2 separate regions of the Homo sapiens genome follow, and region 2 is linked to region 1. Evidence: read pairs that join two places in POLR2A ChIA-PET (ENCODE). Cell type or tissue: HCT116. All regions are shown on one strand. Links, peaks and the distances in the headings refer to the core of each region. The heading gives the core; the rest is flanking DNA.

Region 1 (15,196 bases), core at 4,831-9,830:
TTGGCTCACTGCAACCTCCACCTCCCGGGTTCAAGTGATTCTCCTGCCTCAGCCTCCCGAGTAGCTGGGATTACAGGCATGTGCCACCACGCCCAGCTAATTTTTGTTATTTTTAGTAGAGATGGGGTTTCGTCTTATTGGCCAGGCTGGTCTCGAACTCCTGACCTCAAGTGATCCGCCCACCTCAGCCTCCCAAAGTGCTGGGATTACAGGCGTTAGCCACTGCATCTGGCCTTAAGCCATTAAGTTTTGAGACACTTTGCTAAACATTGTTAGATAATTAGAACACCTTTAGATGAGTTGAGAAACAGATTAAAACCCAGTCAAGCTGACAGTTTTCTCCATTAGACCACTTTTCAAAGTATATAGCTACTGAACTACACGCAGACCTCTCCCCTAATATCCACATCCTCATATCCAAATGACTACTAAACTCTGACAAACCCTAATCTGGACACCTAGTCTGCTGCGGCCAATGCAGATGTAAGCAGGTGACATAATCCTAACTCAGGTATATCACATACAAAACAGAGGCAGTTAGATGTTATAATTTCATACCACATGTATGCTATAGACCATCTCCAGCCAGTTCCCTGCTTACCATCCAACAAACCCAGATATCACCACCAACCAATCAAGAACACTCAAAAATTTGGCTTTTCTAATATGGAAAAGGACAGTTCATGATCTTTTGGCTTTAAAGGATCTCCATCCCTGACAGCGCGCTTAGACTTTGTGCTGGATTAGGCTTCCTGCTTGGCAATAAAGTTTTTTCACTCAGTACACAATCTTTGGTCTCCAACAGTCTTTGTACTTTAACAGTTTGGAAGTCCCACACAGATCATATGACTGAGCCATCCGATGAAGCCAACAAGCCACCAACACCTGAGAACATAGTAAGCCCTGGTTTCCATCACCTTCTGATGGTGATTCCGCTGACTTTATGAGTTTGTTCTGCTGTCTCGCAAGTTTGTTTGAAGCCTTCTGGTTTCTTGTGGGTAGACATGGAGAGGAAATTTGGTCTCTTCTTTGAGTGATACAAAAAGAGTGGGTCTATTCTGTGTATGTTCCATTGTTAGTCCACCTGTGTCCTAAGAGAATACTCAGAAAACTCAAACGTTTGGACCAGATTCAAAGGCTGGAGGTCCTAGACTACTGGGTCTGCCTCAACTGACTAAGTATTCTATGTATACATTTTCTATCAAATAGTGAAATAAATCTCCTTTTTGGTATTTGTTATGGGGGTCTGTTAAGTAAAAGAGTCAAATCCTGTCAGGACTCCTGAATCTTTTATGTTATTCATTATAGTCCAAATTCATATACATGTCTAATAAGTACTATGGCAAAATTATACCAAGAATAGTTTCTAAATTACCGCGGCCACTTTGGGGAACTTGCAATTTCAACGAGGGCTTACACTCCCACAATGCCTTAGAACCAAAGGAGGTAAAACCCCCAAAGCAATAGTCTACATTCTTAAACTCTAACACTAAGACAACCAATGGCTCAATAACTCAAAATTAACTTCCTTGAAGGATTCTCTAACAAGAGGTAAAGAAAGGGCAGCTCTTTCTCCGTGACTTCCTGCCTTGAAAGCTCAGCCTTTAACTCATCTGCTAGAATCCTAATGTTCTGACTCTTCAGATGAGGACCTCACACTACTCTCACAATTGATCATCACAGGGCTCCCTCACATCTTCCTGCCTTAGATATCACAGTTCTATCTCCTCCCCTGTTACTGAGCACCCATGTAGTATGGGACAGACAACCCCACAATTTCCATTAAGGACTTACCCCCACCCTTCAAAAGAAAGCCAGGCTGTTGTTTTTAAACTCCAGCCCCAGGCAAAATCCCTAAACCCACTAAAAAGACCAAAAGTTTTCTGAGTTTAGAAAACTTTTACATATCTAATACTCCCATGCCCACCAGAACCTCACAAACTTACAGACTACTAGTTTCCCTAAGAAGGTCGAAGATGGTTCCAAAAAACAGGTTGGAACCCTAATGCAGATCAGGTATCACTAATCAGAAGAAAGTTTAAGAAAAGTGTGTGTACACCTATAATCCCAGCACTTTGGTAGGTCAGGGCGGGAGGATCCCTTTAGCCCAGGAGTTTGAGACCAGCTTGAACAACATAGTGAGACCCTGTCTCTATAAAAAAAATTTTTTTAATTAGCCAGGCATGGTGGCGCTTGCCTGTAGTCCCAGCTACCTGGAAGGCTAAGGCAAAAGGATAGCCTGAGCCCAGAAGTTTGAGGCTGCAGTGAGCTGTGATCACACCACTGCACTCCACCCTGGACAACAGAGAGAGACCCTGTCTCTAAGATAAAACAAGTAGAAGGAAAAGTATCTGCTTCACACCATCCCCGAAGTCTTTCTTACCAAAGTAGATTACACCAAAATCCTAAATTGCAAGCAGTCATTTGTAATCAGAAGATTTTAGAAACTTTTAGGCAATATTTTTATAGACCTAGAGGCAGAGCTAAATGGCCTTTTCAGCCTCCTTTAATGGATTAAAACCAGAAATAGATTAGTGGGAAGAATGTCAGTGGATTGGCAAATAAATTATCTACATGAATTACAACAGAATATTGTCCAAGAACTCTAAACAAATTTTTTAAAAACCATATGTCTCTTCAAATTAAACAACTCATTCAAAGTCTAACAATACCTCCTATGACTGGTAGAGGAAAGAACTGTCCTGGGGGGATGTTGAATCCATAAATAATTCAGGTACTAGAAAAGTAATCATCCTTTAAGAACTGAGAAAGGAGGCCGGGCACAGTGGCTCACGCCTGTAATCCCAGGACTTTGGGAGGTCGAGGTGGGCAGATCACAAGGTCAGGAGTTCGAAACGAGCCTGGCCAACACAGTGAAACCCTGTCTCTACTAAAAATACAAAAATTAGCCAGGCATGGTGGTGCACGCCTGTAGTCCCAGCTACTCAGGAGGCTGAGGCAGGAGAATCGCTTGAACCTGGGAGGCGGAGGTTGTGGTGAGCTGAGATCGCACCACTGTACTCCAGCCTGGGCAACAGAGCAAGACTCCGTCTCAGAAAGAAAAAAAAAAAGTTAATACAAATTAAGTGGTTAGCAAAAATCCTAGAAGATATTTATTTATAAGAGGCTTCTGATTTTTAAAAGTCTTCATGCCCTCATCAAGTAAAAAACCACTTCATTTGAGAGATTACCAGCTAACTGGGAATTTCTAAAAATATAAGGTCTTACTCAAATTAAATGCCACAAAAGAAAAAGAACCTGTTACTCTGCAAGTGTGCAGAGAGCTAACTGGCCAAAACACAAGAAATTAGTTCCTGCCATCACACCCAAACTGGCGCAACAGGTTAGGGGTAAGCAGTAAGGCAGAACTATAATATTGTGAAACCTAAAACCTTATATTTAAAGGCTCTACTGGGGACAACTACTGGGGGCAAGGGGACAAATGACAGTCCACCCAGAGTTGAAACAATTTTAGCAGAAAAAGGTTTTATAACTATCCTTAGAAAATTATAAGAATTTTGCCTCTCAGAATTTGCCTCTCATTAGCTGAACTGATAAGGATAAGAACAAGTTCCTATACAAACTTCTTGAAGGCTCCAGCTAAGGGCTGTCCTTTATATCATTGCGGAGAACTTAAAACATATCCTTGAAGGCCCTACTTTTCAACCAGCACTCAATTATCTCTAGGGAGTCCTTGAAAAGCAACTATTAGTCAAATGCAGTGGTAAGGTCAAGTCAGAAAAGTCTGTTTCATCAGTTAGAGCACTAGTATCCTCCCTAAGAGCAGCTTCATAAGAGTAGTGGGCAAAGGCTGGGTTAGTGCATAAATGAAAGGTGAAGGTCATGTGTAGTGGCTCATGCTGTAATCCCAGCACTCTGGGAGGCCAACGCAGGAGGATCACTTGAGTCCAGGAGTGCAAGACCAGCCTGGGCAACATGGCAAGACCCCATCTCTACAAAAAATTTACAAATTAGCCGGGTGTGGTGGCGTGTGCCTGTAGTCCCAGCTACTCAGGTCAAAAAAAGGGAGAGAGGGACGGGGGTGAGGTGGGGTGGAGAGGGAGGGAGGAATGGAGGTGGGGGGGAGAGAGGGGGGGGGGGAGAGAGAGAGAGAGAGAGAGAGAGAGAGAGAGAGAGAGAGAGAGACAGAGAGAGAGAGACAGAGAGATGAAAACAAGGATACACATCACAAGAGCAGACTACTCTTTGTAAAGGTCAGACCTAAAATGAAGAAATGCAGGGGTTGAAGGAAATGGGCTAAGAAAGGACTTTAAAGATGAGAGACACATGTGGATATTTAAATTCTGAAAGAAGATAAAAAGAGTACTTAATAGGACAAAGTTCCAGAGTCCAGAGAGGAGAATTAACTAACCTTCACAGGTGAGGAACACACCTTGACTGGTCATCTTTGAAAACCAGCCCAGCTCCTAAAATCTCCTCTCTCAGAACATAAAATGCACTTAAACACCCCCTCCCAAAAAACAAAACACCATGAAACAAACAAAAAACAGAAATTTGACATGACCCTAATTCCACCTCTGCCCTCATTTTCACACTTTTTATTGGATGTAAGAAATATTTACACAATAATTAATATGCATTGAGCATTTACTACTTCTCAGACATGGTGCTTATGCACGTTATATGGATTAGCTCATTAAACACCAGACAGGATCAGCAACATGGGGTCAGCAAAACTGCACTTTGCTATCATATCTGCCTCTCAACATCTATTAACCACCCACCACCCTAGTATTATTCTAAGACTCTCTTTTTTTGCGGGGGGGGGGGGGGGGGGGTGGACAGAGGCACACTCGCCCACGCTGAGTACAATGTTGCGATCTCGGCTCACTGCCAACCTCTGCCTCCCGGGTTCAAGCAATTCTCCTGCCTCAGCCTCCCAAGTAGCTGGGATTACAATCGCTCACTACCACACCCAGCTAATTTTTGTATTTTTAGTAGAGACGGGGTTTCACTATGTTGACCAGGCTGGTCTCAAACTCCTGACCTCAAATGATCTGCCCACCTCGACCTCCCAAAGTGCTGGGATTACAGGCATAAGCCACCACCTCTTTTTAAAAAGGGGTGGGTGGGAGGAAGCAAAGCTAAATTTTAATCTCCAGAAATTTTGACTTGCCACATCAATCACAAATTTATACATTAGCTCAGATGTCCGGAGCTAGACTGGCCAAAGTGTCGTGCAATCCACACCACATGGTTAATAACTGACCATGCCCCTACACACTCCTAACATCAACCCTCCCAGGAAATGTGTGTCTATTAAACCAAATCCATTTCCAATTGACTTATACTCAGGGCAGCTGTGGGAAAGAGAGATGGGCAGGAAACAAACAAACAAAAACTTCTCTTAATTCAAAACACATAGTCAGCCTATTTGACCTAAAACCTGGTCTTAAGGAAGTTACAAATGCTTCCTATATTCTCTTTTCAGCTGAAGGGGAAAATGAGACAAGTCTTGGGGAAAAAAACTGTTCAAAGGCCTCCAGACTTCTGTCAAGAGACCTAAACAATTTAGGAAGACAGTGTAACACAGAGCTTAGAGACAGGAATAAAACACATCTGGTTTCAAATTCCAGCTTCCCACGCTTAAGAGAAGGGCTGTGAGCCCTTGGACAAATGACTTAACCTCTCTGAGATCAGTGTTTTCTGATGACAATATGATAGTATTTGTACTCGCCTACTTCAGAGTATTATTTTGAGGATTAAGTGAGATGACTTAGGTAAAGAGTTTCTTAAAACTTTGCAAATAGGGATACACAGTATTTATTGTTATAACAGAAGGTAGAGGCTGCATGTGGTGGCTCAAGTCTGTAATCTCAGCACTTTGGGAGGCCAAGGCAGGGAGATAGCTTGAGCCCAGAAGTTCGAGGCCAGCCTGGGCAACCTGAGGAGACCCTGTCTCTATAAAAACACAAAAATTAGCCAGGCGTGGTGGCACGCACCTATAGTCCCAGCTACTTGGGAGGCTGAAGTGGGAGGATGGCTTGAGCCCAGGAGGCCGAGGCTGCAGTGAGCCATGATCATATCACTGTACTCCATCCTGGGTGACAAAGCAAGACCCTGTTTCAAAAACAAAACAAAACAAAAAAACAGATCTCTACCTATAGATTCTTCTATATCCAGGTACTGGGAGTCAATCAGGGTCCCTCAAAATCAAATAGAGGAAAGAACAACTTCAAAGAGAAAGCAGAGTATAAAAACAGAGAAAGAACACTCCCTTTCCACTTAAACCCTCCATACCCACACCGGTATCATTCCATCCCAGGTGAAAATGTTTATTAGCTGGGTAAAAATAAATACATAAATCCCTTTACCATATATTTACAATACAATATAGTAAGAATAACCATTAAATATGTCATATTCACTTTGTTGCAAGTTTAAATTCCAGGATTCAACTAGCATCATTGGTTTGTTTTTCACATAACATGAATTATCTTACAACTTCAGTTGATTAGAGGCATTAGAGAATCAGTAATAATTCTGGTCCCTACAATTCTGAGCCTTCAATAATATGCTGAAAACACCAAACAACTTTCAATTCTAAACTTTAGAGGTAACTTATAAACACAGGCAACTACCAAGAGATTAGCCCCCCACCCCCCAAAAAAATGTTGTGAAGAGTTTTATACTCTCCATACAAAGTTACTGTAAAAACATAAAATTTATATAGGCTGAGTGTGGTGGCTCATGCCTGTCATCCCAACACTTTAGGAGGCCGAGGTGGGCAGATCACCTGAGGTCAGGAGCTTGAGACCAGCATGGCCAACATGGCGAAACTGTCTCTACTAAAATACAAAAATTAGCCAGGTGTGGTGGTGCGCGCCTGTAATCCCAGCTACTTGGGAGGCTGAGGCACAAAAATAGCTTGAACCCAGAAGCTGGAGGTTGCAGTGAGCCGAGATCCCACCACTGCACTCCAGCCTGGGCGACAGTGAGACTGTTTCAAAACAAAAAACAAAAACAAAAAGAGAATAACTGGCTGCTAGCATTCTTGGAGCTAAGTAATACAAGGGGGCTGGGAGTTTCACCATTTAAAGATGTGGCAAATCCCCTCATTTTCAGCTGGGCATTTCTTTACCACCTTCCACAGCACCAGGTATTCCTGGGTCTATAGGCAGTCTGGCTTTCTCCACAAGATAAATCTTTGACTTTTTTGTGAGGTTGGGTAAGAACACTCATCTGCTTGCCTAGGATGAGGCATGTATAGAACTTTCCACTGACTTTAAACCATTTCCTGCTTTCAGCTTCACATCTTGCTTGCACCCTCAGAGATACCTGGCACCTTCAATTCCTGAGTCTTCCTAGAGATAGGTGATATGAACTGGCTAGAATCATGCAAGGAATTGGTATCCGCCTCTGTAGATATTTTATATTCCACTTTCTCAGCTAATTAATCTACTCCAACCACCTTCCATTTCCCTGAAGTTTTTTTATACCACTTATTTACTGTCTCCTGTTCTTTCTGCTCTTGCAGATTTATGCTGTTTTCATTCTCTTACTCACTGTGAATGGGGCTTGGGGACAGAGCAGAAATAAACATATTTGTTCAATTCAAGCTTAAAAAGAAGACACAGTCCTTGAATGATTTTTATCTGATGCTAATACATATCCTGGGTGCATTCAGATTTCATGAAGCCTGGAGTTTACAGAGTTTGGAGGCTCCATTTTAAGAGCACAGAATTGGGTATTGACAGCCAATATTCAATTTAGAATGAGAAAATAAATCATAAATTTTAACAAACTGGCAAAAGCCACAAACATCATAACCTAATAATAATAATAATAATATTTGTTATGACAAGTTTTTTTCCCATTTGTTTCCAGATAAAAGTCACATAAGGCCAGGCATGGTGGCTCACACCTGTAATCTCAGCACTTTGGGAGGCCAGGGTGAGTGGATCGCTTGAGGCCAGAAGTTCATGACCAGCCTGGCCAACATGGTGAAATTCCATCTCTATTAAAAATACAAAAATTAGCTGGGCGTGGTGGTGCACAGCTGTAATCCCAGGTACTTGGGAGGCTGAGGCACGAGAATTGCTTGAACCAGGGAGGTGGAGGTTGCGGTGAGCCGAGATCACACCACTGCACTCTGGCCTGGGCGACAGAGCGAGACTAGGTCTCAAAATAAATAAATAAATAATAAAAGTCACATAACATGAAAATCACCAAGTTAAACTGTATAATTCAATAATTTTTAGCATAGTCACAGTGCTGTACAACCATCACCAATATCTAATTCCAGAACATTTCCATCACCCCAAAACAACCCCCATACTACCTGTTAGCAGTCACTCCCCATCTTCCCTCCCCCATCCCCTAGCAACCTGAAAATCTACCTTCTGTCTATGGATTTGCCAAGTGGAATTAAACAATATGGCTTTTTGTGTCTGGCTTCTTTCAATCAACCTAATTTTTTGAGCTCATCCATACTATAGCATACATCATCAGCACTTTATTCCCTTTTATGGCTGAATAATATTCCATTGTATAGATATGCCATATTTTGTTTATCCATTCAGTTGACAGACATCTGAGTTGTTTCCACCCAACTATTTTGGCTGTTATGAATAATGCTACTATGCACAAGATTTTGTGTGAACATATGTTTTCAGTTCTCTTATGTATGTACCTAGGAATGGAATTGCTGAGTCATGTAGTAACTATGTTTAATTTTTCTGAAAAACTGCCACAAACTGTTTAGCAGAGTGGTTGAACTACTTTACATTCCCACCAACAATGTATGAGGGTTCCAATTTCTCCACATCTTTGCTAACATTTGTTATTTTCCCATTATTATAGCCCTTCTAGTGGTCGTGAAGTAGTATCCCATTGTGGTTTTCATTTTCATTTCCCTAATGATTCATGATATTGGGCATCTTTTCATGTGCTTTTTGGCCACTGATATATCTTCTCTGGAGAACTGTCTATTCAAACCCTTTGCCCTTTTTTTTGAAATGTGGTCTCACTATGCTGCCCAGGCTGTTCTCAGGGGATCCTCCCACCTCAGCCTCTCAAGTAGCTGAGACTATAGGCATGTGCCAACACATCTGGCTAGCTGCCCATTTTTTAACTGGATTGTTTGTCCTTTTATTGTTGAGTTTTAAGAGTTCCTTAAGGCCGGGTGCGGTGGCTCACACCTGTAATCCCAGCACTTTGGGAGGCTGAGGTTGGTGGATCACCTGAGATCAGGAGTTCAAGACCAGCCTGGCCAACATGGCAAAACTCCATCTCTACTAAAAATATAAACATTAGCTGGACGTGGTGGCACACACCTGTAATCCCGGCTACGCGGGAGGCTGAGGCAGGAGAATCGCTTGAACCCAGGAGGTGGAGGTTGAGTGAGACGAGATTGCATGCCACTGCACTCAGCCTGGACATCAGGGCCAGACTCTGCCTCAAAAAAAAAAAAAAAAAAAAAAAAAAATTAGCTGGGCATGGTGGTGTGCACCTGTAGTCCCAGCTACTCAGGAGGCTGAGGCAGAAGAATCACTTGAACCCAGGAGGTGGAGGTTGCAGTGAGCTAAGATCATGCTGCTGCACTCCTGCCTAGGCGACAGAGCAAGACTCCGCCTCAAAAAAAGAAAAAAAAAAAAAGAGTTCTTTATATATTCTGTATACTAGACCCTTATCAGGTATAATTTATAAATATTTTCTCTCATTCTATGAGTTATCTTTTAGCTTTCTTATTAGTGTCCTTTTGGACACAAACGTTTTTAATTTTGATAGAGTCTAGGCTGGGTGCAGTGGCTAATACCTGTAATCCTGTCACTTTGGCAGGCCGAGACAAGAGGATCTCTTGAGCCCAGGAGTTCGAGACCAGTCTGGGCAACAGAGTGAGACCTCATCTTTACAAAAATAAATAAATAAGATTTTTGTTTAAATTGACAGAATCCAATCCAAAGTCTTGTGTTTCTATCTAAGAGATTTTTTTTTTTTTTTGAGACACAGTCTTGCTCTGTCACCCAGGCTGGAGTGCAGTGGCACGGTCTCGGCTCACTACAATCTCCGCCTCCCAGGTTCAAGCGATTCTCTTGCCTCAGCCTCCCAAGTAAGTGAGATTACAGGTGCCTGCCACCATTCCTGGCTAATTTTTGTATTTTTAGTAGAGACGGGGTTTCATCATGTTGGCCAGACTGGTCCCGAACTCCTGGCCTCAAACAACCACTCGTCTCGACCTCCCAAAGTGCCAGGATTACAGGTGTGAGCCACCACACCCAGCCATCCATCTAAGAGTCTTATGGCTTGCATTGTTACATTTAGTCTTTAATCCACTTTGAGTTAATTTTTATATATGGCATGAGGTAGAGGTTCAACTTCATTCTTTTGCATGTGGAAATCCAGTTGGTCCAACACATTATTATTATTATTATTTTCTTGAGACGGAGTCTCATTCTGTTGCCCAGGCTGGAGTGTAATAGTGCGATCTTGGCTCACTGTAACTGCTGCCTCCCAGGTTCAGGCGATTCTCCCACCTCTGCCTCCCCAGTAGCTGAGACTACAGTCGTGTGCCACCATGCCTGGCTAATTTTTGTATTTTTAGTAGAGACAGGGTTTCACCATGTGGACCGTGCTGGTCTCAAACTACTGACTTCAAATGATCCACCCACCTTGGCCTTCCAAAGTGCTGGGATTACAGGTGTGAGCCACAGAACCCGGTCCCAATGCCATTTTTTAAAAAGACTAATCTTTCCCCATTGAATGGTTTTGGCGCCCTAGTCAAAAAAAAAAAAAAAAAAAATCAACTGACCACAAATGTATAATTTTCTTTCTGGACTTTCTATTCTATTCCATTGATCTATATCTCAATCCTTACACCAGTACCACACTTTCCCATGAGTTTTTTTTTTTTCCTTTTTCTTTTTTTTTTTTTTTTTTTTGACAGAGTCTCACTCTGTTGCCCAGGCTGGAGTGCAGTGGCACGATCTTGGCGGCTCACTGCAACCTCCACCTCCTGGGTTCAAGTGATTCTCCTACCTCAGCCTCCCAAGTAGCTAGGATTACAGGCATGTGCCACCAAGCCCGACTAATTTTTGTATTTCTAATAGAGATGGGGTTTCACCATGGTGGCCAGGCTGGTCTTGAACTCCTGACCTCAAGTGATCCACTCACCTCAGTTTCTCAAAGTGCTGGGATTACAGGCATGAGCCACTGCGCCTGACCAATTTTTGTATTTTTATTAGAGACAGTGTTTCGTCATGTTGGGCAGGCTGGTCTCAAACTCCTGACCTCAAGTGATCTGCCTGCCTCAGCCTCCCAAAGTGCTGGGATTACAGGCGTAAGCCACCACGCTCAGCCTGTTGTTATTGATGGCTTAGAAAAGTTTTCTTTTAGCACAGGAACATCATCAATAAATAATGTTATATCAACTTTTAGGACTATGGTCAAACCTGGGAAAATTCTTAACAAGTCTCTTTCATTAAAGCTACAAAATCTTAAAGAATTTTCCCCAGACTGGCTTTTGACATCAAACCTTGTTTTTCCTCTACTAACCACACACTTTGGGTGCCAGATGCCATAGGACACATTCATATTGCTAGACAACCTCTAGCTATGCACGTTTATGTCACAATGCCCCATGAGTTAGCACAACAGACATAGAGTATTCCTAGAAACCATTCCCATACTGGGATGGCTAGTAATACCTTGACTATACACAAAGAGGCTATGAACCATGTAAACATATCCTGCTAAAATCCAACTAAATATCTCTCCAAGTCAATTTCCCCATAGCCAGACCCCAAAAGTGCCCACAGCCATTCCAATGCCACCCAACATAAGGAAGAGTGTAACAAAGGGGAAGTCAGGTAAAAAGACGGCAATTTTAGCTGACTGTGGTTTAGATAACTTACATTTGCAAATTCTTCAAAGATATGTGACCACATACTGGCAATGTTCTGTTTCTTGATCTGGATGCTAGTTATATATGTGTGTTCAGTTTGTGAAAAATCTTAAACTACACACTTATAATATTTATGAATTTTCTCATTCATATATTATATACCAATAAAACTTTTTAAAAATTAACCAAGTGAACACATTGCTAGGGTCCCTCCCAGACCCTCAGATTGGGTCTTGAAAATTAAGCTTCAGGCTGGGCGTGGTGAGTCACACCTGTAATCCCAGCACTTTGGGAGGCTGAGGTGAGTGGATCACTTGAGGTCAGGAGTTCCAGACCGGCCTGACCAACATGGGAAAACCCTGTCTCTACTAAAAATACAAAAATTAGCCAAGCCTGGTGGTGCACATCTGTAATCCCAGCTACTTGGGAGGCTGAGGCAGGAGAATCACTTGAACCCGGGAGGCGGAGGTTGCAGTAAATTGAGATCGCACCACTGCACTCCAGTCTGGGCGACAGAGCGAGACTCTGACTCAAAAAAAAAAGAAAATTAAGGTTCATTAGTTTCAAAGAGATAATAGCAACTGGATATCATAAGATGTGGTGTCTAATACCAGCTATACCATGAATTACCCATGGGACTTGGAGAAGACACATATGCCTCCCTAAGCAATTTTCTCACCTAAAATGGGGAAGTTTAAGTCAGACTATAAACTCTAAGACTTCTTTCCAGTAGTCACTCAAGAAATACTTCCCAAGTACCCGTTACTGTTTGGCATCACATTAGGTAAATGAAACACACACACAATCCCTGCCCTGTGGGTGCTCCCCATCTAATAGGGATTAAAAAACAATGAGCAGCATTAGGTAAAAACTAATCGGAATAAATATGGATTTTAGTTAATAAAAGTGTACCAATATTGGTTCATTAATTATAACAAATATACCATACTAATGTAAGATTAGTTTAGTTAATAGGGAAAACTGGTTATGGAAATACAGGAATTCTATACTATCTTCAGATTTACAGATCTTTAGATTTACAGATTTTTCTTATCTTTAGACTTACAGGTTTTTCTATACATCTAAAAGTATTCTAAAATCAAAAGTTTATTTTTAAAAAGACAGTAAACAGGTAAATAAATGAATATTAAAAGAAATTGTGTTCAGTTCTCAGAAGTTAACAGGATATTATGGAGGTAGCATAATGAGAGTAGAGACTACTTTAGACAGACTACTTAGGAACTCTTTGAGATAATACAACTGACACAGAAAAATAAGAAGAAACAAGAGAAAGAAAATTCCTTCAAAAGAAAGAATATATACAAAGACTCTGAGGTGGAAGAGATTGGCCTTTTCAAGAAATTAAAAGAAAATCCACGTGACTAAAGCATAATGAGCAAAGGAAAGCCCAGTCAACAGGGGCAGATTATATAAGGTCTTGGATAAATAGTGTCTATTTCATTCAAAGTATAATGGAAAGACACTGGAGGGTTAAAGCAAGGAAGTAAAATCATCCAATTTACTTTTTTCTTTTTTAATTCATGAAGCTATACTGTGGAGAATGGATTATAGACGGGTTAAAGAAAAACAATGAGGCCGGGCACAGTGGCTCACACCTATAATCCCAGCACTTTGGGAGGCCAAGGCAGGCAGATCACGAGGTCAGGAGACCAAGACCATCCTGGCCAACATGGTGAAACCCCGTCTGTACTAAAAATACAAAAATTAGCTGGGCATGGTGGCGGGTGCCTGTGATCCCAGCTACTCAGAAGGCTGAGGCAGGAGAATCATCTGAACCAGGGAGTCGGAGATTGCAGTAAGCCGAGATCATGCCACAGCACTCCAGCTTGGCAACAGAGTGAGACTCCATCTCAAAAAAAAAAAAAGAAAAAAGAAAAAAAAGAAAAACAATGCAGACCCTATAGGGAAGCACTAACATCATTTTATTCTTAACCCTGAATTATAATATTTTTTCAATACAAAAATCATTCCAAAAAAAAACATTTCAGAGAATTAAAGAATTAAATTCACATATTCATATAAATTATTTTATTCAGATAGTATCTGCTTTTTTACCAATCTGCTTCTCTATGACCTTTATAATCCTTTATCAAAATAATTTATGGATTTTATACTTTAATAAGCTATCATAACTCTTCTAGAAGCTGCTGAAAATTTTTATGCCATTTGTTAAGTGCTCTGTAATAAAATTCCTGGAAATTCAAAGGTAGAACATAAAATAAATTATAAAAGCTGAAAATTTTTATCTATTAGATTAATATATCAAAGAATAAATAGTCCAACCCCCCAAAAAAAACAAAAAGTAGCAGCACCTGCTGCCACTGCCACCACCTGTGACAATTTTTTAAATGGCTGCAAATTCTTTGAAACTTCTTCTATCAAGATATGGGAGTTCATGTTCCCTCTCCTTGAATCTAGAATAGCCTGTAACTAACTTGTTTTGTAACCAATAGAATGCAGGTAGGACCTCCTAGGCTAAGTCAGAAAAGGAGATGTAACTTTCACTTTGTTCCTTGGACAATTCCTGCTGGTGCCCTGAGTCAGTCATGTTAGCAGTGTAGCTGCCGTAAAGCTGCCATAAACCAGCCCATGTAGACAGACCACATGGAGGCTCTGACATGACCTGAAGTGAGAGATATGCCCAGCCACCCCCCAGCAATTCCAGTTCCAGCCACCATCTGAATAAACACACAATAGACTCTGGGCCAAAATGACCCAATTAAGCCCCTTGCCAAATCCCTGACCCACAGAAACCATGAGATGATAAAACTATTAGTCTCACTCCAGCTGGAATGCAATGGCACAATCTCGGCTCACTGCAACCTCCACCTCCTGGATTCAAGCAATTCTCCTGCCTCAGCCTCCCGAGTAGCTGGAATTACAGGTGCATGCCGCCATGCCTGCCTAATTTTTTGTATTTTAGTAGAAACAGGGTTTCACCATGTTGCACAGGCTGGTCTCAAACTCCTGAGCTCAGGCAATCTGCCCGACTCAGCCTCCCGAAGTGCTGGGATTACAGGCGTGAGCCATCACGCCCGGCCCTAGGGTCATTTTTTATGCAGCAATTCTAATAAGCCCTTTCTAGCAAATATGTGATAATTCATGTGAATAATTGGGAGGAGGAGAAGAATTTGTTTGGCTAGCAATGCAGGTCGATTTTCCAGCTTCCAAGTATCTAAGGGATCTGGAAAAGCTATGTAATATTACTGTAACTCACAGAAAGCAAGGTACATCCTCCCTAAAGTCAGCATAATTGGCCTTATAATCTCTACAGATTCTTTACCTGCATCATGATTCTTCTATAGCAAAAGA
Region 2 (15,196 bases), core at 6,733-11,732, 84 kb after region 1:
CAGAGGAGGCAGATGAGAACCGCCCACCAGGAAACAGGCACGTCCCATTCTACAAAGCCTTCACATGTCTGAAGCCAGCCTGACCTCTCCCCAGTTTCTCCATTTGTCCTCAAATGCAGGGCTTCCCAGGCCCTTCCCCATCTGTGGTATTAGGGAGGGGACCACTCTGGAAGGAGACCCTAGGCTTTCCCTCCCACCTGAGTGTCAGTATTCTCAGAGGAGCCAATCTGGAAACGAGATCTCAGGAGGTCTGAGGGGAGCTGTGGCCAATGGGCAGGCCTGCGAAGGCAGAAGACACCGACTCCACTGCTGGGCTGTGGGAGACCCTCGGGGCCAGCAAAGTCAGGCAACCAGGATAGGCTCATGTTTAAGCAAAATGTCAGGAACAATTTTCAAATAATCGACTCCATTTGCTCCAATTCAGCCTTCCAACACTGCTTCAGGTAAAATGCCTCTTTTTACATTTCAACCAACGGGTCTTATTGTTAATCTGGAAAATACACAATAAATGCATTACTTTCCCTGTATTTCCAGGCTTTCTAGACACTCTTTGGCACATGTATGGTACTTTTTTAGTTTAACAATTGAACCCACTAATTTCAATGTAAAGGTACTTTGCAGGCAGACACCTATAATCCCAGTACTTTGGGAGGTTGAGGTGGGCAGATCACCTGAGGTCAGGAGTTCAAGACCAATCTGGCCAACATGGTGAAACTCCATCTCTACTAAAAATACAAAAATTAGCTGGGCATGGTGGCAGGTGCCTGTAATCCCAGCTATTTGGGAGGCTGAGGCAGGAGAATAGCTTGAACATGGGAGGTGGAGGTTACAGCGAGCTGAGATCACACCATTGCACTCTAGCCTGGGCGACAGAGCAAAACTCCATCTAAAAAAAAAATACAAGGCTGGGCAAGGTGGCTCACACCTGTAATCTCAGCACTTTGGGAGGCCAAGGCAGGTGGATCAACTGAGGTCAGGAGTTCAAGACCAGCCTGGCCAACATGGTGAAACCCCGTCTCTACTAAAAATACAAAATTAGCTGGGTGTGGTGGCTCATGCCTGTAATCACAGCTACTCAGGAGGCTGAGACAGGAGAATTGCTTGAACCCAGGAGACAGAGGTTGCAGTGAGCCAGGATTGTGCCATTGCACTCCAGCCTGGGCAACAAGAGTGAAACTCTGTCTCAAAACTAAAACAAAACAAAACAAAAACCTCAATGTAAAGGTACTTTGCCCACTGAGCACCATGGCTCATGCCTGTAATCCCAGCACTTTGAGGCTGAGGCGGGCAGATCACCTGAGGTCAGGAGTTCAAGACCAGCCTGACCAACATGGTGAAACCCCCATCTTTACTAAAAACACAACAATTAGCCAGGCATGGTGATGGGTGCCTGTAATCCCAGCTACTCGGGAGGCTGAGGCAGGAGAATCGCTTGAACCTGGGAGGCAGAGGTTGCGGTGAGCCGAGATTGCACCACTGCACTCCAACCTGGGAGACAGTGAAACTCCATCTCAAAAAACAAAAAAAAGATACTTTGCCTGAAAACATAATGAGCATATTATTTGAAAATGTCAGTAGCATACACTTAAAAAAAAAGTAAATAAATAAGTAATAGAGACAAAAGACAAATCTCCCATGTAGTGTTCCAGATAATTCCTGTAGATACTCCACCTCATAACTCCCACTCCTTAAACGTGGGTTGTACATGGTGAATGACCAAAGAGGATGGTATGGAAAACGGGAAGAAAAGAGTAACTTTACAGTGGAGAAACTGACAAACACTACTTCAGCCAGGTAATTAATAGCGGAGAGAGTGAGCGTGTATGTCCTGTGTTTCTCAACTTTGCTGACACCCTATAGTCTTGTGGGGAGCAGTCTGGTGAAGCATAAAGATCTTGGATCTGGAGTCAGCCAGCTCTGAGCTCCAATCCTACCTCTGTGTGCTCTTGGAGCAGTCACTCAACCTCATTGAGCCTCAGTTTCCCCATCTGTGAGAAGAGGATTAGAATGCAGGGATGAGGCCAGGTGCAGTGGTTCATACCTGTGATCCCAGTACTTTGGGAGATCAAGGCAGGAGAATCACTTGAGCCCAGGAGTTCAAGACCAGCCTGGGCAACAAAGAGAGACCTCCGTCTCTACAGAAAGTTAAAAAATTAGCTGGGTGTGGTGATGCACACCTGTAATCTCACCTATTTGGGAGGCTGAGGTGGGAGGATCACTTGAGCCTGGGAGGTTGAGGCTACAGTGAGCCATGATGGTGCCATTGTACTGCAGCCTAGGTGACAGAGTGAGACTCTGTCTCAAAAAAAAAAAAATTTAAATTAAAAAACGAAAAGAATGTCTATCTGGCCCTTAGCAACCGTGAGTGCTGGAGGAATCATGTTACATTTGAAGGCAGCTCCGAGGTACTGGAGTGGAGTCGGGTGGCTTCGCAGAAGGGTCCTGCTGTTAACACACTTTCCCTCGGGCAGATCCCCTCATACTGCCCGGACCTTCCAGTCCTTCACTCATTCTTCACTAAAGGCTGCAAGGGGCCAGGGCATGATGGCTCATGCCTATAATCCCAGCACTTTGGGAGGCCGAGGTGGGTGGATTGCTTGAGGTCAGGAGTTCAAAACCAGCCTGGCCAACATGGTGAAGCCCCGTCTCTACAAAAAAAAAATTACAAAAATACAAAAATTAGCCAGGCATGGTGGCGTGTGCCTATAATCCCAGCTACTCCGGAGGCTGAAGCACGAGAATCACTTGAACCCAGGAGGCAGAGGTTGCAGTGAACTGAGATCATGCCACTGCACTCCAGCCTGGGCGACAGGGCGAGACCCTGTCTCAAAAAATTAAAAAAAAAATGCTCCAAGGTCAAGGGCTTTTCAGACCCTCTTGGTCCATTTGGTTAGGGGGTGTTTTCACAAAGCTTTGCCTTGTTAGCTTTATGGGACCCGGAGGGCATACTTTATAGAACACAATCTTCATACCAGTGTCTCTAACCACAAACCCCAAGAGTCTGAACGTTGAGACACTCAGGAAGTTGAAAGGGACCTCTCCTCTTCAGAGGCCCGGCCCAGCTCTCAGGAATGGCATGCATCAAAAGGCAGGAAGTCCCTCACAAGTCTGTCCTATCAAGCCACCAGACACTGGTTACCTTTATGTGGCTGCACAAGAGGCTGAGTTCCCAGGGAGGGGCGAGGTGGTCTGGGGCTTTCAAGCCGTGGTGGAACCCACGCCTGAGAAGGGAGGCCTGCCGCTCCCACCACAGGAAGCCTGGCCCCCGCCAGCAACAGAGAGACTCAGAGCCCAGGCCTCAGTGCCCTCATGGGATAAGTGGCATTTTGGTTCCTGTTTCCTTCCCTCTCTGTTTTTCTTTTTCTTTTCATAGATTCTCCAAGCAAATATTAAACATGTCCTGCAAATCTCAGGAATCAGCACACAGAGAAACACAAAGAAGAGTAAGTGGCCTTCTTCCAAGACCTGGTTTATCAAAGGTCTGAGGCAGTCCTGATCCGCTGCTCTCCTCCTGCTGGCTGAGCCTTGCCACTGGCTCAGTGGCCCAGGGTGCCAGCTCCCTTTCCTGGGCCTCCCGGGAAAGGGGAGGGAGAAGGTCGAGGGAGCAAGAGGGTTCCAGGGCTGCCTCCAGGGCTGGCCTGGCAAGTTGCAGCTCTGTCCCTGGCGATTTCCCTGCAGCCAATGGCTGTGGAAGAGGAAAGGAGAGGACCTTTTGATGTGGTGGAGAAGCATCATTGTAGAAGGGAGAGGAATAAGTAAAAGGTTGGCCAGGGAACCATGGCCGGGCACGGTGGCTCCTGCCTGTATTCCCAGCACTTTGGGAGGCCAAGGTGGGCAGATCACTTGAGGCCAGGAGTTCAAGACCAGCCTGGCCAACATGGTGAAACCCCTTCTCTACTAAAAATACAAAAATTAGCCGGGCGTGGTGGTGAGCACCTGTAGTCTCAGCTACTTGGGAGGCTGAGGCAGGAGAAGCACTTGAACCCGGGAAGCGGAGGTTGCAGTGAGCCGAGATCGCGCCACTGTACTCCAGCCTGGGCGACAGAGTGAGTGAGACTCCGTCTCAAAAAAAAAAAAAAAAAAGTAAAATGTTGGCCAGGGAGCCTTGCTGGCCTCCTGAAGGCAGCCAAACATTAAACACACCTACAGTCACAGAGTCCAGCTTAAGGAAGAGGCAGACCAGAAAGTGAAAGTGAAGAAAGAACGGGAGGAGAGATGGGTGGGGGCGCGGATCAAGGCAGAAAAGGGAGGCAAAAGGCAAGGCTCCTAGGGACAGAGAGTGGTGACATGCCAGCTTCTGTTCGTTAAAACCCTGCTCTGGACCATGAACACTGCTAGGCAATTTCGTTATGACAGCTCCTTGCATCCTCCCAGCATTTTACAGCTAAGGAAACTGAAGACCGTGAGGTTAAATTCTTCACCCGAGGTCCACAGCTAGGGATTAGCAGAATCAGTGTTTGAACCCAAGGCTGCCTGACTCCAGTGTCACACCCAAACTGTTCCTGTCTCTCTGTTAGCAGTTCTTAGTTGCTGGGGATTCAGACTCTATTTTGTTGCTTGTGTAGTTCAATACAGCTCCCCCCACTGTGGCCACATTGCAGCCTACAGATGCAATAAAAAGGAGGGGAAGGCATGCATTTCCTTTAAGGGTACACCTGAGGTCAGGAGTTCGAGATCAGCCTGACCAACATGGAGAAACACAACTCTACTAAAAATACAAAATTAGCTGGGCATTGTGGTGCATGCCTGTAATCCCAGCTACCCGGGAGGCCAAGGCAGGAGAAACGCTTGAACCCAGGAGGCAGAGGTTGCGGTGAGCCAAGGTTGTGGTGAGCCGAGATCACACCATTGTACTCCAGCCTGGGCAACAAGAGCGAAACTCCATCCATCTCAAAAAAAAAAAAAAAATGCTGTGAATCTTGAACAGAGAATGCAATAGACAGCAAGAAAGGTCTGGTGGCATCTTCGAAGGAGCCTTCATCTCCTATACTTTCAGGGTGGATATGATGGAAGACTCAGCCCAGGGCCTCATTGTGCATGTAGGAGTTCCAAGTAAATGCTTAGGAAAGGGCATAGTGGGGACGTAGTGGGACCCTGAGACTTAGAATAGGAGCATCTAAGTGGTCACAGACAAGGCTGAGACTCTGGCACTTTTGAATTCTCAAATCCTTCAAAGCTCCCTTGTCTGTTCAGGCAGGTCCTCCCGTGTAGAGGTAACCAACTTATCCCTGCCTAAGGAACCTTCTGTGACTGCACCTAGGACAGTTGCTTCACTAAAAAGGGACACCAGATCTTCTCTTCATTCCTCCAGCATCAAAAGGAGAGTTAGATCCCAACATAGCCCACTTGGGCAGTACAAGGCCTGCTCTAGAAAGAGAATGTCTATACACTAAAGAAGTGGCAGGACCTTGCCAGTTCAAATCCACAAGGGTCTTGGGAGCACGTGTCGGAGAGGATTCTAAGCATTGTGTTAGCCTAAAGATGGTAAACACAAGGCTTGGCTGGGCACAGAGCCTCGTGCCTGTAATTCCAGCACTTTGGGAGGCTGAGGCGGGCGGATCACTCTTCAAACTCCTCAAACTCAGGAGTTTGAGACCAGCCTGGCCAACATGGTGAAACCTGTTTCTACTAAAAATACAAAAAATTAGCTGGGCGTGGTGGTGGGTGCATGCCTGTAGTCTCAGCTACTCGGGAAGCTGAGGCAGGAGAATCGCTTGAACCCAGGAGGCAGAGGTTGCAGTGAGCCGAGATCGTGCCATTGCACTCCAGCCTGGGTGAAAAAGTGAGAATCTGTGTCAAAAAATAAATAAATAAATAAAAATAAATAAATAAATAAAAGGCTTGATTGGGCTGAATTCACTGATACACTCACCCAGGTTTGGGCTTTGGAGTTGGCATGAATAGTCTACAATGGCTAACTCAGACTTGACTTAATAGAGACGTAAAGTTAAAGTTCCACCACCCAGAAGCAGCTGGGTTAGAGGGCGGTGAAATGGCTGCTGAAAGTTCATTTACAGGGTTAGCCTGGAGACAACACCCTGTTGGCTTCAAGTGTTGGCCTACAGGTTGCAGTTATGTCTTTTAAAAGCTGCTAACATTTGGAATTGTCTCCTTCAAAACTAGAAAGTGTACATCTAGATGCCGGGCGTGGTGGCTCACGCCTGTAATCCCAGCACTTTGGGAGGCTGACGCAGGTGCATCAGGAGGTCAGGAGTTTGAGACCAGCCTGGCCAAGAAGGTGAAACCCCGTCTCTACTAAAAATATGAAAATTAGCTGGGCTCTCCCTCTCCCTCTCCCTCTCCCCTCTCCCCTCTCCCCTCTCCCCTCTCCCTCTCGGTCTCCCTCTCCCTCTCTTTCCACGGTCTCCCTCTGATGCCGAGCCGAAGCTGGACTGTACTGCTGCCATCTCGGCTCACTGCAACCTCCCTGCCTGATTCTCCTGCCTCAGCCTGCCGAGTGCCTGCCATTGCAGGCGCGCGCCACCACGCCTGACTGGTTTTCGTACTTTTTTGGTGGAGACGGGGTTTCGCTGTGTTGGCCGGGCTGGTCTCCAGCTCCTAACCGCGAGTGATCCGCCAGCCTCGGCCTCCCGAGGTGCCGGGATTGCAGACGGAGTCTGGTTCACTCAGTGCTCAATGGTGCCCAGGCTGGAGTGCAGTGGCGTGATCTCAGCTCGCTACAACCTCCATCTCCCAGCCGCCTGCCTTGGCCTCCCAAAGTGCCGAGATTGCAGCCTCTGCCCGGCCGCCACCCCGTCTGGAAAGTGAGGAGCGTCTCTGCCCGGCCGCCATCCCATCTAGGAAGTGAGGAGCGCCTCTTCCCGGCTGCCCATCGTCTGAGATGTGGGGAGCGCCTCTGCCCCGCCGCCCCGTCTGGGATGTGAGGAGCGCCTCTGCCCAGCCGCGACCCCATCTGGGAGGTGAGGAGCGTCTCTGCCCAGCCGCCCCGTCTGAGAAGTGAGGAGACCCTCTGCCCAGCATCCGCCCCGTCTGAGAAGTGAGGAGCCCCTCCGCCCGGCAGCCGCCCCATCTGAGAAGTGAGGAGCCCCTCTGCCCGGCAGCCACCCCGTCTGGGAAGTGAGGAGCCCCTCTGCCCGGCCGCCCCTACTGGGAAGTGAGGAGCCCCTCTGCCCGGCCACCACCCCGTCTGGGAGGTGTACCCAACAGCTCATTGAGAACGGGCCGGGATGACAATGGCGGTTTTGTGGAATAGAAAGGGGGGAAAGGTGGGGAAAAGATTGGGAAATCGGATGGTTGCCGTGTCTGTGTAGAAAGAAGTAGACATGGGAGACTTTTCATTTTGTTCTGTACTAAGATAAATTCTTCTGCCTTGGGATCCTGTTGATCGGTGACCTTACCCACAACCCTGTGCTCTCTGAAACATGTGCTGTGTCCACTCAGGGTTAAATGGATTAAGGGCGGTGCAAGATGTGCTTTGTTAAACAGATGCTTGAAGGCAGCATGCTTGTTAAGAATCATCACCACTCCCTAATCTCAAGTTCCCAGGGACACAAACACTGCGGAAGGCCGCAGGGTCCTCTGCCTAGGAAAACCAAAGACCTTTGTTCACTTGTTTATCTGCCGACCTTCCCTCCACTATTGTCCTGTGACCCTGCCAAATCCCCCTCTGCGAGAAACACCCAAGAATGATCAATTAAAAAAATAAAAATTAAAAAAAAAAAAAAAGAAAAGAAAATTAGCTGGGCATGGTGGTGGGCTCCTGTAATACTAGCTACTTGGCAGGCTGAGGCAGGAGAATCACCTGAACCTGGGAGGCCGAGGTTGCAGTGAGCCAAGATTGCACCACTGCACTCTAGCCTGTGCAACAGAGCAAGACTCTGTCTCAAAAAAAAAAAAAAAAAAGGAAAAGAAAAAAGAAAGCGTATATCTAGGAAACAGAGGGTGAAAGAGTAGCTACTCTCATGCTTACACCTAAGAACACACTTGAAGAACTCTTGCTGCCCATCCCTATGACCTTGGATTTGGGAGTCTGAATATTCTAGTGCCTGAGGTGGGAACTGTTTCTACCAGGGGATTGTACTACCATGGTCATGGTTCTGATAAATTGGAAGCTAAGGCTTCCTTCAGGCCATCTGAGGATCCTCATGTCACTGATCCAGCAGGCAGGGAAGGAAAGACAAATGTCTTTCCTTTTGGCCACCCAACATCTGAACCTTCTTCCTATATATCTACGGTATAAGCAGATGACCTGGGCTCAGCTATATAAAAACAGCCCCTTGTCAGGCGTGGTGGCTCATGCCTGTAATTCCAACACTTTGGGAGGCTGAGGCAGGAGAATCCTTTGAACCTGGGAGGCGGAGGTTGCAATGAGCCGAGACGGCACCACTGCACTCCAGCCTGGGCGATAGAGCAAGACTCAGTCTCAAAAATAAAAATAACAAAATTAAAAATAAAAACACTCAGCCCTAAGTGAAATGGAACATGAGTAGCCCCACCTCCAGTGGCATAGGATAGAGTTCCTGGAGCAGGTGCAGCAGTGCTACTGGCAGTCTGAAGGATTCAGTGCTGGAGAGGTGGGAGGAGCAAGCAGCAGCATCTACAGTTCAGAGAACCAGTCTTCCCTGTAATTCAGAGAGATGCCACTCTCCTCCTCATGAATCATTTTACCACCTAAACCGCTAGAGTTGGCTCCTATGGCCTGTGACTGACAACTCTTACTGAAGCTGTTGTACTATTCTCTATTTCTCTGTTTTTGAAGTATTTCATAATAAAGAAAATGAATAACTAAGGAGGAAAGATGTAGGATCATCTTAATAAAAGCAGAAAAAGCATGCAATAACATTCAACATTCATAAATAACAGTAATAGGCTCGGCGTGGTGGCTCACGCCTATAATCCCAGCACTTCGGGAGGCCAAGACGGGCAGATCACAAGGTCAGGAGTTTGAGACCAGCCTGGCCAATATGGTGAAACCCCGTCCCTACTAAAAAAACCAAAGTGTGACCGGGTGCCGTGGCTCACGCCTGTAATCCCAGCACTTTGGGAGGCCAAGGCGGGCAGATCATGAGATCAGGAGTTCAAGACCATCCTGGCCAACATGGTGAAACCCCGTCTCTACTAAGAATACAAAAATTAGCTGGGCACGGTGGCAGGTGCCTGTAATCCCAGCTACTCAGGAGGCTGAGGCAGGAGAATCACTTGAACCCGGGAGGCAGAGGTTGCAGTGAGGCGAGATCACGCCACTGCACTCCAGCCTAGGTGACAGAGCGAGACTTCATCTCAAAAATAAATAAATAACAGTAATAACAAATCCATAGGAAACTAGACTAGCTGCCAACTTCCTTAACATGATGAACATTTTCTATCAAAACACACAGGAGAAATAATAATGGAAATGTGGAAGCCTTCTCTTTAAGAGCAGAAACAAAGAATGAAAGCCCATTGTCACCATTTCTATTTAACACTGGAGGGCCAGGCTGGGCGCGGTGGCTCATGCCTGTAATCCTGTGACTTTGGGAGGCCAAGATGGGTGGATCACTTGAGATCAGGAGTTCAAGACCAGCCTGGCCAACATGGTGAATCCCTGTCTCTACTAAAAATACAAAAATTAGCCAGGCATGGTGGCGGGCGCCTGTAATCCCAGCTACTCAGGAGGGTGAGGCAAGAGAATCTCTTGAACCCGGGAGGTAGAGGTTGCAGTGAGCCGAGATCGCACCACTGAACTCCAGCCTGGATGACAGCAAGACTCCATCTCAAAAAAAAAACAAAAACAAAAACGAAAAGTCCCATTTACAATAGCAACAACAGTTATAAAATGCTTAAGAATAAATCCAGCTGGGTGCAGTGGCTCATGCCTGTAATCCTAGCACTGTGGGAGGCCGAGGCGGGCAAATCACTTGAGGCCAGGAGTTTGAGACAAGCCTGGCCAACATGATGAAACTCTGTCTCTACTAAAAATACAAAAATTAGCCAGGCATGGTGGTGTGCACCTGTAATCCCAGCTACTTGGGAGGCTGAGGCTGAGGCTGAGGTGGAAGGACTGCTTAAGCCAGGAGGTCCGCAGAGGCTGCAGTGAGTCATGATGGTGCCATTGCACTCCAGCCTGGGCGACAGAGCCAGATCCAGTGTAAAGAAAAAAAAAAGTGTAGTATTTGTTCAGGGAGAAACAAAGAACCCAGTGGAACAAAATATAACCAGAAAATGACCCATGCCATATGAAAACAATATATGGCAGAGAAGACATTACAGATCAGTGAAAAGAAGATAGTGGTGCTGGCCTAATTAGTTACCCAAATGGGAGAAAATAGCTTGATCCTTACTTCATAGCATACACAAAAATAAATTATAGGTGAATTGAAGACCTAAATGTGGAGGCAAAACTCCAAAAATGGTTAGAAAAAATATATAGGGGATTTTGTTTATAGCAGAGTAGAAAAGAGTTTCTCAAATAAGACAGAAAAAGGATATACTATAAAATTATTTTAGAAACTTCTTACCAAAAGAAAGAAAGGAAACAAGAAGGAAAATTTAAAAACCATAACAACACTGAAAATAAAGCCACAGACTTTAAGATTCATTTTCAGAAAATATTTTTTAAAACTCCCATAAAATCAAGAAGAAAATAACAAACAACCCAAGTGGAAAATGGGCAAAGGATATTAAAAGGAAACTCACAGAATGGTCAAGGGCATGTGAAAAGAGCCTCCAAACTCATTAACAGGGAAATGAAACTTAAAACAACCCGGAAAGACCACTTTGTATCCCTCAGCTTGGCAGGAGCTTGAAGGACTGACAATGGCAAGTGTTGGCAAGGACACGCAGAAATGGGAACTCACACACACTGCTGGCCAGAGTGTAAATTACTACAGTCACTTTGAAGAACAATTTGGCCATAGCTAGTAAAATCAGTGGTGAACAAATCCTTCAGTCCACCAGTTCTGCTTCCGGATATACACCATAAGCTCACACACTTGCCCGAAACGGAGTAAACAACAACGCACGCTGCAACTCTGTCTGTAATAGCAAAAAACTACAAACAACTCAAATATTCATCAACAGAAGGCCAGAGAAACAAATTGCATACAGCTGAAAAAAAAAAGAACGAGAGCCACATATATCACTATGGATAAATTTCAAAAACAAAATTGAAAGCATGCTGAAGTTTTTTTTTGTTTATTTTTGTTTTTTTGACTGAGTCTCGCTCTGTCACCTGGGCTGGAGTGCAGTAGTGCGATCTCGGCTCACTGCAATCGCTGCCTCCCAGGTGCAAGCAATCCTCCCACCTCAGCCTCCTGAATAGCTGGGACTACGCCTTGCTACTTTTTTGGGTGTTTTTTTTTTCTTTTTTTGTTTTTGTTTTTGTTTTTGTTTTTGTTTTTTTGAGATGGAATTTCGCTCTTGTTGCCCAGGCTGGAGAGCAATGGCGCAATCTTGGCTTACCGCAACCTCCGCCTCCAGGGTTCAAGTGATTCTCCTGCCTCAGCCTCCCAAGTAACTGGGATTACAGGCACCTGCCACCACACCCAGATAATGTTTGTATTTTTAGTAGAGGTGGGGTTTTTCCAGGTTGGTCGGGCTGGTCTCGAACTCCCGACCTCAGGTGATCTGCCCACCTCGGCCTCCCAGAGTGCTGGGATTACAGGCATGAACCCCGCGCCTGGCTGAGTTTTTTATTTGTTTGTTTGTTTGTTTGTGGTGGAGACTGGGTTTCACCATGTTGATGGCTTTCTCAAAATCTTAAACACAGAGTTGCCCTATGTCACCTTATGACCCAACAATTCCACTTCTGGCTATACATCTAAGAGAATTGCAAACATACATTTACACAAAAAATTGTACACAAATGTTCATGGCAGCATTATTCATAAAAGCCAAAAAGTGGATATAACCCAAATGCTCTTCAATTGACAAATGGATAAACAGAATGTGGTATCTCCATACATTGGAATGTTGCTTGGCAATAAAAAGGAATGAAGTACTGATCCATGCTACAACAGGGATAAACCTTGAAAACACACTAAGTGAAATAAGCCAGACACAAAGGACAACAGAGCGTATGATTCCATGTATATAAAATGTGCAGAGTAGGCAAGTCCATAGACACAGAGAGTAGATGAGTGGTTGCCTAGGGCTGGGGAGGAAGGGATCAATGGGGAGTGACTGCTAATAGATGCTCAGTTTCTTTTAGGGAATGAAGAAATCTTCTGAAATTAGATAGTGGTGATAGTTGCATAACTCTGTGAATACAGTAAAAGTACTGAAATGTACAGTTTACAAGGGTTAATTTTATGGCACATCAATTATACCTCAATTAAAAACACACACACACGGAGAATCTTATGTTGAAGTTTGTGGTCTGCTCTGCCCATTTCTATATCGCCTCCACCATTTGCCCCTAGGAGGAGGTTCAGGACAGCATAATGGGAGTGTGAGCTGGACACTGTTCAAATGCTTGCCCTCCTACAAAGACCCTGAGGAAATGAAGCTGGAGCCCAGTGTCAGAAATCCAGTTTTATACACTGCAGTGTGGTCATCAAGAATGTTTGCCACTTTCTCCTATAGCCAAGCAAATGTTTAATTGTGGGAAACAGGTGAGCTTCGGAGTGGCATGTGATGGTTTAAAAGGTTACTTCATATTTTATTTTATTTTATTTTTTAAGACAGAGTCTTGCTCTGTTGCCCAGGCTGGAGTGCAGTGGCATGATCTCAGCTCACTGCAGCCTCTGCCTCCTGGGTTCAAGCGATTCACATGACTCAGCCTCCTGAGTAGTTGGGACTACAGGCATGCACCGCCATACCTAATTTTTTTTTCTTTTTTTTTTGTATTTTCAGTAGAGATGGGATTTCACCATGTTGGCCAGGCTGGTTTTGAACTCCTGGCCTCAAGTGATCCACCTGTCTCGGCCTCTGCAAGTGCTGGGATTACAGTCGTGAGCCAACGCGCCCAGCCTAAATGTCACTCCATATTTTAGATCTGCTTAACTACTCAGAATTTACTTATAAGACTGCTATAGTCATGTCACAAAGTCATGGTAGTCTTCTTGATAAGCAGTCATTTTTATACATTTTGTACGCAGATCTGAATGCTGTAGTATTTCCAATGTCTAAAATATATGTAAATAAAAATATAAGGCCGGGTGCAGTGGCTCATACCTGTAATCCCCTTTGGGAGGCTGAGGTGGGAGGATCAGGATCACTTGAGCCTGGGAAATCCAAGTTGTAGTGAGCCCTTATCATGCCAGTGCACTCCAACCTGGGCAACAGAGTAAAACACTGCAAGAGAAAGAAAAAGAGAAAGAGAAAAAGAGAGAGAGAGAAAGAGAGAGAGAGAGAGAAACAGAGGGAAGGAAGGAAGAAAGGAAGGAGACAGACGGGGGGCTGGGTGAGGTGGCTCATGCCTGTAATCCCAGCACTTTGGGAGGCCAAGGCAGGTGGATCACCTGAGGTCAGGAGTTCAAGACCAGCCTGGCCAACATGGTGAAACACCATCTCTGCCAAAAATAAAAAAGTTTCCCGGGCGTGGTTGCAGGTGCCTGTAATCCCAGCTACTCAGGAGGCTGAGGCAGGAGAATCACTTGAACCCAGGAGGTGGAGGCCGCAGTGAGCCGAGATCAGGCCATTGCACTCCAGCCTGGGCAACAAGAGCAAAACTCCGAATCAAAAAAAGAAAAAAAAAAGAAAGAAAAAAATTAGCCCAGCATGGTGGCACACGCCTGCAGTCCCAGCTACCCCAGAGGCTGAGGTGGGAGGGTCATTGAACCCCCAAAAGTCAAGGCTGCAATGATTCAAGATTGCATCACTGTACTCCAGCCTGGGTGAAGGGAGTGAGACCCTGTCTCAAAAAAAAAAAAAAAAAAAAAAAAAGCTCTGAATCTATAGGTTCCAGCCCTGAGAAATTCTGGATAAAATGGAGTTAACAGTTCACCTGCCTCAGGTGAGATAATATAAAACTAGAAAGGTCCATACCATTGTAATATCTAATTGAATCTATTTGTCAAAACAGTACCCAAATGCAGTATGTTCAGAAACCTTATAGTGTTAGGTAATAATAACCATAGACAAGATAAAAAATATGGGCTGGGTGTGGTGGCTCGCACCTGTTATCACAGCATTTTGGGAGGCCAAGGTAGTAGGATCACTGGAGGCCGGGAGTTTGAGACCAACCTGGGCAACATAGCAAGACCCCATCTCTATAAAAAAATATATATATAAAGATATATATTATATATATATTTGTACATGTTAACTTGAGGTGAGGGGTGCAGGGAGGGTGGAAAGGAGAAAGTAATAATATTAAGCATCAGTAAACAACTCTAGAGCCAGGCATGGTGACTCACTCCTGTGATCCCAGCTTTTTGAGAGGTTGATGCAGGAGGATTGCTTGAGGCCAGGAGTTCAAGACCAGCCTTGGCAACATAGTGAGACTCTCCCATCTCTAAAACAACAACAAAAAGTTAATTAAAAATTAAAAGAAAAGAAAACTTCATAGCCGTCTTCTCCAGGAAAACAAGTCCCAAAGCCACTTGCCACTGATGCAGAGGTGCGCAGAGCCCGAGGAACACGGAACCATAGCAGCTCTGCAAGTTGATTTTATTCCAGGCTAAAAGATGCTACTTCTCAAAGAAAGGAGCTTGGAGCGTCTCTGTTTATGAATTCATTTTTCAGGGGTGGGGTGATTTCAAGAGTCCAGGCTGTTTCCTGACCATGCACACTGTGCCGGCCTGGAAGCCTCAGGCCCCAGCCAGGCTGACCACGAGCCAGACCCGGAGTAAGCTTCGTCCCACGCTTCCTGTCGGTCCAGGCAGCCTGAGTTTCCTGGTGACCCTTCCCTGCACCCAGCTGATTCAAAGGCCTGGCAAGGCCTGGTGCCAGCCAAGAAAATCTGAGGCAGCCAGGTTTGTTATTTCAAATCTCTAAACCTTCAGACCTTTGTGCTTGGCTTACATATGTGAAAGTTAAAACAAGGATGTGTGTCGCAGTGGTGATTATAATTCAAGTAAGCAAAGATCCCTGCATGACCAGCCTTCAAATGTCAGCCCATGCTGAAGTTAACACATTTAACTCATAGAACAAAATAATTAAAATGAGGAGTAGATGCAAAATGGTACTGCCATTCTAGAAAACAGTTTGGCAGTTTCTTATAAAGTTAAACGTACACTTACCACAAGAACCAGCAATCACTCTCCTGGGTATTTATCCCAGAGAAATGAAAATTTATGTTCATATAAAATATTGT

Evidence for each region. Peaks named below come from ENCODE experiments on the same cell type or tissue, not always from the same donor. Only the 100,000 strongest peaks of a DNase experiment are listed, where the experiment ranks them.
Region 2: POLR2A ChIA-PET joins it to region 1 with 5 read pairs; 5 of 35 experiments call an interaction of 5 or more read pairs at or near these places.

Annotation. Positions count from the first base shown.
Region 1 is chr17:64,627,182-64,642,377 of GRCh38, forward strand. All of the region lies in intron 1 of SMURF2 (SMAD specific E3 ubiquitin protein ligase 2), which reads right to left. Among named protein-coding and RNA genes, the nearest start is that of SMURF2, 28 kb to the right of the region's middle. In HCT116, for the core only: no CTCF peak of the experiment used is centred there; no DNase peak of the experiment used is centred there; H3K27ac peaks cover 738 bases.
Region 2 is chr17:64,709,693-64,724,888 of GRCh38, forward strand. No RefSeq gene overlaps it. Among named protein-coding and RNA genes, the nearest start is that of SMURF2, 55 kb to the left of the region's middle. RefSeq lists an enhancer at 3,301-3,350. In HCT116, for the core only: no CTCF peak of the experiment used is centred there; no DNase peak of the experiment used is centred there.